Linked DNA regions of Homo sapiens: region 2 is linked to region 1. A link is a contact called in ENCODE Hi-C data. All regions are on one chromosome and are shown on one strand. The core of a region is the stretch at or near the end of the contact, and the rest is flanking DNA. Distances in the headings are between cores, read along the strand shown. Region 1 holds the start of NAPB (NSF attachment protein beta). Region 2 holds the start of XRN2 (5'-3' exoribonuclease 2).

What was found. Hi-C counts contacts between places; a loop is a spot of excess contacts on that map. Pooled maps may share reads with other maps.
Region 2: a pooled map shows a loop between it and region 1 (14-fold over the local background). The contact joins the promoter of XRN2 here to the promoter of NAPB in region 1. A Hi-C loop is called at or near these places in 8 of 50 pooled maps.

Annotation. Positions count from the first base shown.
Region 1 is chr20:23,419,697-23,423,655 of GRCh38, reverse strand. NAPB (NSF attachment protein beta) reads left to right here and starts at 2,168. Exons shown (of 11, transcript NM_022080.3): 1 at 2,168-2,351. The coding sequence starts at 2,254. RefSeq lists an enhancer at 1,790-1,979 and silencers at 2,230-2,319, 2,950-3,179.
Region 2 is chr20:21,300,316-21,304,580 of GRCh38, reverse strand. It overlaps XRN2 (5'-3' exoribonuclease 2), which reads right to left and starts at 1,250. Exons shown (of 30, transcript NM_012255.5): 1 at 1,108-1,250. The coding sequence starts at 1,182. RefSeq lists an enhancer at 653-702 and a silencer at 1,423-1,552.

The DNA of each region.
Region 1 (3,959 bases), core at 919-3,418:
CCAGGTTGGTCTTGAACTACTCACCTCAAGTGATCCGCTTGCCTTGGCCTCCCAAAGTGCTGGGATTACAGGCGTGAGCCACCGCCCTCAAGTATCTAACTTAGTCAATCCACCAGGTGTCTAACTTAGTCAATCCACCAGGATGCTATATTTATAACTCTTTCAGTAGCCACTGGCTATGTGTGGCTATTGAGCACTTGAAATACGGCTAGTACAGCCAAGAAATGGAACTTTACATTTTATTTAATATTATTTAACTTGAATGTAAATAGCCACCAGTGGTGAGTGGCTCCATCCTGGGCAGCGCAGGTGTGGGCAGTGGGTCCTTTGGCTCTTCTCCAAGATGACTTCTATTCTTCTCCTGATCCACACCAGGGGTGCTTCTCCTTTCCTTTTCCTTCTTGTTTCAAGGATTCCTCAGCTGTCTCTCTAGTCAGGCCTTATTCTGTGAGGTTCATCTCTCTGCCCTGCCTCCTTTCCTCCCCCAGCCTTTGGGAGAATAAAACACTAGCTCTACCCAGTAATTAAGGTTTGAAGGTTTTCTCCCACTTTGGTGTGGACTGGCAGAACGGTGGGAGTGCCCACAAATTTCCTGTGACAAAGAAGAGAATGAAGGAAATTACTAGAAACCACCAAAAATGTCTCTCTTAATTGCAAGTGCTAGCTTCGGGGAGGCAGTCTGTTCCAGCTCCTTTTCAACTGACTACAGATATGAGAATCTAGAACTGTGTGCTTTAGGATAGGGATGGAGAGTTCTTTTCAAAATGTGCATTTTCTAGACCCCAGCTGCAAGAGACCTTGATACCAAAACCCAGTGGCCTAGGAATCAGTATTTCTTAAATATCCATTAGAGCTTCTGCATCGAACCACGTTAGGGAACAACTGATTTAATCAACACACTGATTTACTTAGGAGCTTTTGACTTAGCCTCACTCCATTAAGCCCCCATAGACTGCTCTGCTTTCCAAATGCTTATGTTCACTTTTTACAGTTTTTCTCTGGTCTCCCCTGCATTTACGGTCACCTCCAATTTCCCGCCTCCTTCTCTCTCCAAAAACACACAGCTCAGCTTTTCAAAGTTAGAATAATGCATGTAGTAATCGTAAATAAACTGCACGAAGAGCTGAGATTTCTTTCTATCTCTACGGAGTCCTGAAATGTATGAACTCTGTGACATGTGCTTTAGTCAACTTTCTTTCTAGGAGTTTGGCCCCTCTTGCCTTGCCCTCTACAGACAGTCTTCATTTTCTAAAATTTTGCATGCCAGTGCCCAGAGTGTATTTATTAACAGTTTGAAACTGTCATAAATCTCACTTGGCAGTGATTTTCTTATTAGTTTCAGCATCTCTGCCTTAGCACTGCCAAGCTTGAATGGTCTAGACATTGTCTTCAAAAATAACTCCCTCTGGGACAGGCCTGAAAGTCTCTGGCACAGGATCCCATCTATCTATGGATACTTCTCCTAGGAGATTAGAAGTCTTCCTGGCAGGCAAACATTTTGTCCCTGGAGATCCATCCACTATGGCCAGTATTATGTAAAGGATAAGAGTTCAATGGTTCACATCCATTGAATATAATTCAGTCAACAAAAGAGTGGATTATGCATATATTGCATATATGCAACTCATTTATAACCAAGGAAGAGAGGACCAACAGAAAGTTACAGTTTGGGGAGATTTAAAAATAACTGAACTTATATTGGGGACGTCTTGCTCTTGGAGATAAAAATGGCTCTTATTGCCAGCTGTTGCTCGTTTTTTGGTGGGCGGTATCAAGCATGTGATGCTTTGGTGGCTACACCAGATTCTCTTTTGCAGAACTTGCATGAAGGGTGTGGGTTCCATCCAATCTGTTATCCCCTGTTCCTTCATCCATCCCATTGCCATGCGAGTCTTACTGAGGAGGTGATCTTTACTAGAGGCCACGGATCATTTTTCCATTTCTGCATACATACAAAATTAAAGTTCACCTTGGCCCAGGACCCCTTTGGGGGGGTCACGCCCCCTGCGCCGACGTCCTGGGAGCTAGCGGTGCGCAAGCTCGGCTCACACACACCCCGCCCCGGGGCCTCCTGGGAACTGTAGTAGGCGGCTCGCGAATCCCCGCCGCCATGACAGGACCCGGACTACAGCTCCCGAAAGGCCTCGCGCGTCGCGCCTGCGCCTGCGTCCCTGCGGCCGCCAGAGGGAGGGTTAAGGCGCCTGGGCGCACAGCGAGCCGGCTGAGGGGGCTGTGGCGGCCGCGGCGGGCGACATGGACAACGCGGGGAAGGAGCGTGAGGCAGTACAGCTGATGGCGGAGGCCGAGAAGCGAGTCAAGGCCTCCCACTCCTTCCTCCGAGGGCTGTTTGGGTGAGCGCCAGACCGTGCGTGCCCTGGGGGGGGGGGGTCTCCGTACTTGGCCCCCTTCCTTTCAGGCTGACCCCCCGAGTCCCCCACGCAACCTCTGGGGCCCTCAGACCACGTCTAGGGGCCCTCAGCCTGCAGGCGCCCTCCAGAAATCCTGTAGGGTCCCCCAGCGCCCCCTGGAGCCCCCAGGACGCCCAGGGGCCCTCAGTCCGCACGCGCCCTCCAGAGACCCCACAGGCCCCCCCAGGGTCCCTGGAAACCCCGCATCCTCCCAGGGGCTCTCAGCCCCCACGCGCACTTTAGAGACCCCCTAGGGCCGGCAGAACTCCCCAGGGTTCCTCAGCCCCCACACGCTCTCCGGATCCCCTAACACGCCCCCTTAGAATCCCCAGAGTCTCACAGGGACCCTCAGCCCCCACGCGCCTTTCAGAGAACCCCTAGGACCCCCAGAGCTCCCCAAGCGCCCCACGAAGCCCCTAGAACACTCTGGGGGGGGGGCTGTCAGCCTCACGCGCCCTCTGGAGACCCCAGATCGCCCCCCTCGCCCTGGCCCGGGTTGGTGCGGGGGTCCCACGACCTAGAAGGTCAGCGGCTCCCTGAGGCCCGCGGGCGCGGTAGCTCGGGGCGCGCGTGGGGCCCCCTTCTCAGTGCGTAGCGAGTCGTATTGGTGCATTTCGCCACGCTGAAGCCCGTATCGCTCCTGAGACCGGTCCGGGTGAGGCGCGCCGGGGTGGAGCCGGAGGGGTGGGTGCGGGGGCCGCCCCCGGCGCCTGGAACGCGCACCTGGGGGCGTCCCGCCTGCAGGTGGGCCCCGCCGGGGAGGGGGCGGTCCGGCGAGGGATCCAGAGCTGGTGTGCTTGTTGGCCTCTCTCCAGGGGCCTTGCGCCGAGTACACCTTTAGTAAATACTTGACTAATGAACGAATATATTTTCTCAGCATAGTATTTTTCCTTCTCCGGAGATTGATTGATAGCCAGAGCCTCCTGTTTGATTAACGGTAACGCTGCTGCTGTTTAAGTCAGGCGTCCTTTGGGAATCCCTTTAATTTCCTGTAATTCTTCCGTGCTCTCCTAAGGAGGATTTTAAATTCCAACCTCTCAAAAAGCAGAGCCCGCACTGACAGCCCGGAAGAATTCTGGGCTGTTGAATATGTGAATGATTCAGCTGTTTAGGATGAGAAAGGCAGAAATTTTGTGTGTGCCTGTTTCGTTGTTTTCTTTTGAAAGTGAAAGATCCTTTGCTGTTACCAAGAGCAGATACTTAACCCATTGCATGACTAGACACGATTTTATTTCTGTACACATTCAGTTCAGACTCTATTTCAGAAGACAGACATAATGGGCTCTTAGCTTGTTTTGCCAACTTCATTCTTTTGGCTATAAATTATAATACTTTACCGCTATTGATACGTCTTTAGGAAATGCTTAAGGACAAGTTGCATGCAGTACGCATAACTGCAGAAATGCATAAAGGCTGCAAAAATGCAAGAAGATAAGGGTCCCTGTCCTCAGGAACCTCTCAGAGGACGTTTATCACAGCTGGTTTCTAAATTTCTCATGTGATGTGTAGGAGATATAGCTATGAATTATGTTTTGTTTTGCATTTAAAAGT
Region 2 (4,265 bases), core at 1-2,500, 2.1 Mb after region 1:
GTTAAAGGTGGAGAAATGGGATGAGAAGGGGTAGAGCAAGAACTGTTGCTTTTTGTTTAACCCACGTGCAAGTAAAGTTCAATAAAGTTCGATTAAAATTTTACAAAGGAAACAAGTATTCAATTTAGCAGTTGCTTTTTGAAAAAAACAAGAAATAGTGGGAATGTCACTAAGACAAGGCTTTTGGTTCCTCCTTGGATAGAAGCCAAGAAAGTTAAAAAAAAAAAAAAAAGCAGAAATAAGTTCACAGTGACAGGCAAGCACTGCCTTCAAAAACTAAGGAGTGAGGTACGCGTGATGTGCCTCTGAACGTTTCCAATCCAGAAATTCTAATTAAGAGCACAAAATCGAATCCGCATGGAATGACGAAAACAATAAAAACAAAACTCAATAATGGCCAAAAATCTACTTACGTATTAACTAACAACAAAAATTGTACTGCTCAAGTACATCCAGTAATCTTGAAATTTTCAACAAGCACCCACCCCGTTCAGTAGTCAGGGCACACAGAGAAGGGTAACTTCTCAGAATTCTATAGCGCTCATCCTGGACCTGACATACTGCTTTCAGCGTCCAATCTAACCAGAACAACAAATGGTCCTGAACACTAGGAGAAAACCTTTCCGGCACAATTGGTAAACAACGAAAAGGTCGCCGCCAGGGATTCCTTTACAAGGTTGTCAAAAAGCTGGCCTCCGAATCCGTGCATCCATAACCCGCTAGCTCAGCTGACCTGGCATGCATTGCTCAACAACAGCCTCTGAACCTCTTCCGAGACCCAAAATGCGCGGTCTGGAGAGGAAACAAAGCAGTGGGCGGGGCCTTCCGGTGCCGGGAAAAAGCGAGTAGGGGAGGAGCGACCCTCCTGCGAGTTCGGAACCCTATAGGCCCTTGCCCCGCCGAGGGTCCTGAATTCCTCGCCCCCGGGGTGCTGAATCCCACAGCCCGCGTCCCATCGCGTGTGGGGCTGCGACTGCTCGCGAGGCTGGCAGCAGGGCGCGAGCTCCGGCAAGGCTCCCCGGGGGCAGGCGGCGGAGCCCATGGGCCGCGGCCTAGACGTGCCGGGGGCCCGGGCTCGAGTGTGGCGGCCGCCTGGCGCCTCCTCACCTTCTCTTCCACGCAGTTGACTATGATGGACGGGTACTTGCGGCTGAGCCAGCGGAAGAACGCCGGGACTCCCATAGCGGCACACGGCTGGAGGCGGCGGCCGACCGGCTGACGAGCGTAACCAAAGAGACGGGAGCAGCGGCAGAGGGCACCAGCACTTCCTCCCACGTGCGCGCTGGAGAACGGAAGTGACGTCACGGCGCCGCCGCCGGGGAAGCTGGGAAGGAGGCTTCGCTGGATGAGGGAGCGGCGGAAAAGGGCCTTGCCGGGCTGTTTGTGGGAGGCGGAGTCCGGCGGCGGACCGGGTGGCGAAGGCTGCAGCTCGCCCTCGGTGGTCCCAGCCCCGGAGCGCGAGGCCGAGCGCGTCTGAGTTGCGGGGGCTCACGGGCGACTGCTCTGCCGGGGCTCCGCCGGGATCTCCCAGCCCCAGCCCTCCGGCTCCCTGGGCACAGAATCGCTGCGCTCTGCATGCCCGGGAGGAGGTCTCCCTTGCCCGTTTGGTCACCTCTTGTTTGGAAGAAAATGTCTTTTTTTGCCTCTATGCTCACCCGTCTCAATCTAGGGTAGAATCGAAGCATCCAAACTTACTCGTTACTTCCATTTCCTGGTTTCTCCTAGTTTTGTGCTGCAGTACGTACCTGGACTATCAAAAGGAGCATTTTAAAGCATTTTACAGTAATAATGGCTGCTTTGCACCAATAATTTGATTGTTATGCAAATAAATAATTATGATAGTTACCGAATGGAATCTAGCCGGTATTTAGCATCCAATACAATCTTCCAGCTACAATTACGGGTATAAAATAGTTGCTAATATGATTTTCCAGCATTTACTGAGCCTTTACAGTGTACCAAGACATTGACTAAGGGATTGTCCTATGTAATCTTCACTTGAACCTTGTGAGGGTACTGTTAGCACCCTCGTGTAAATGATAAGAAAGCCAAGTTACAGAGGAGTTAAGTCACTTATGCACATAGCTTCTGTTTCAGTTCAAGCAAAGGTCATTTTTAATCCATCCTTGTTCTAACACGATACTTTTATCTTTTGTTTTCTGGTGGTCCCAAACGAATTTTTTCCATATGAAAGGAGAGGTCTGGAAGAGGAGGTATATTTGTCCGTTTGCTCAAGCCTGGAAGTCTCCCTGAATCCCCTCTTGGTTTGACACACATCACACACGATGCTAAATGCTCACCTCATGAGGCCTCTGTGAAAGTATTTCGCCGAGTTACCTCACAGGCAGTATTTATTGCCCCCTCCTCTGTGGTCTGATGACTACTTTGTTTAAACTACTAGTGTGGAAATTAGAGAAATAGTCATCCCGTGTTTTACTTAAGGATAGCCAAAACTATTCCAAAGTATTATGTCTATGGTGAAATTCCTCCTTTTACCTGGAAGCAGCCCCTCTGGTTTCCCTGGGAGGTGCTGTTATAGGAACATGTACACCATAGGCAGTTCAGGGATAGACAGCTGGCCAAGTTGAGCCATTTAGAATCCTTAACCAGCATTTTGGCGGGTTGGGAGGGTTTATTGTTTTGTTTTTGTTTTTTCAGACGGAGTCTCAGTCATCCAGGCTGGAGTGCAGTGGCAAGATCCAGGCTCACTGCAACCTCCACCTCCCGGGTTCAAGCGATTCTCCTGCCTCAGCCTCCCGAGTAGCTGGGATTAGAGGCGCCTGCCATGACACCCCGCTGATTTTTGTGTTTTTAGTTGAGACAGGGTTTCACCATGTTGGCCAGGCTGGTCTCGAACTCCTAACCTCAGGTGATCTGCCCACCTCGGCCTTCCAGAGTGCTGGGATTACAGGTGTGAGCCACTGCACCCAGCCTTACCAGCATTTTTGAGCTTTGAACCATAAGAAATTTAAGACTGCATCTTTCCAGTGCGTGAACGCTAAAAGATAAGAATTGGGACTTGTTGCCAGTAGGCAATGAGAGAAGCAGGGTTAATTCCCTGGTTCCAGTTAAATCCCTCTCTTCCTGCAGTTTGATTAAGTCTGTCCTTTGATTCTGTGAGCCAAATTTTTTTTTTTTTTTTTTTTTAAGACAGAGTCTCACTCTGTTGCCAGGCTGGAGTGCAGTGGCACCATCTCGGTTCACTGCAACCTCCACCTCCCAGGTTCAAGCGATTCTCCTGCCTCAGCCTCCCAAGTAGCCGGGACTACCAATGTGCGCCACCACGCCCGGCTAATTTTTGTATTTTTAGTAGAGATGGGGTTTTACCATGTTGGCCAGGATGGTCTCAATCTCTTGACCTTGTGATCCGCCCGCCTTGGCCTCCCAAAGTGCTGGGATTCCAGGTGTGAGCCACCACTCCCAGCCAAAAGTTTCCTTTTGCCCTAAGCTGGCTTGGGCTAAATTCTTATCCCTTACAAAGGAAAGAGTCCAGTAACAAAATTTGGGGAGTGCAAGCTAATTCACCTGGGTGGTGAAATTGGTTTGCATAGAAGTACTAAAATTGGAGTTTTGGCACTCAGAGAAGGAGTGGGTAAAAGAGAGAAGAAACTTGAAAGGCGGCAGGAGGATATGGACTAAGTATTGTGACACTTTCCCTGGCCCAATGTGTCCAGTAAAGCCTGTCAGACTCAGGCTTGGTATGGGTTTTTCTTGTAGAAATCAAATAAAAAGTCTCCAGTTGGGGTCACTGTGGTTTGGAACCACCACGGGGTGGGCAACATAGCAGACCTCTAGAAGCAGAAGAGGTGAGAATTTATTAGTGTTGGAAATTAGCAGGGAGGCCAGGTGTGGTGGTTCACATCTGTAATCCTAGCAAATGGGGAGACTAAGACAGGAGGATCACTTGAGCCCAAGAGTTTAAGGCTGCAGTGAGCTATGATTGCACCACTGTGCTACAGCCTGGGTGACAGAGCGAGAAGCTATCTAAAAAAAAAAAAAAAAAAAAAAAGAAAATAAATTAGCAGAAATACTGAACCAGACTTTGGACTTATACAGGCAGAGAACCCAGAGGTTTTGAAACATTTTTGCCCAGATCTCAAAGGGAGAGAGGAAGGCCACAGCTAGTATCTGGATTACATTAATGTGAAAAACAATATGAAAAATATATAATATGTGGAAACTAGGATGTTTTTAAATATTCATCAATTCATTTTTAAGCCCCATTAACATTGTAATTATCATAGAAAAAAATTCTCAGTTTTTTT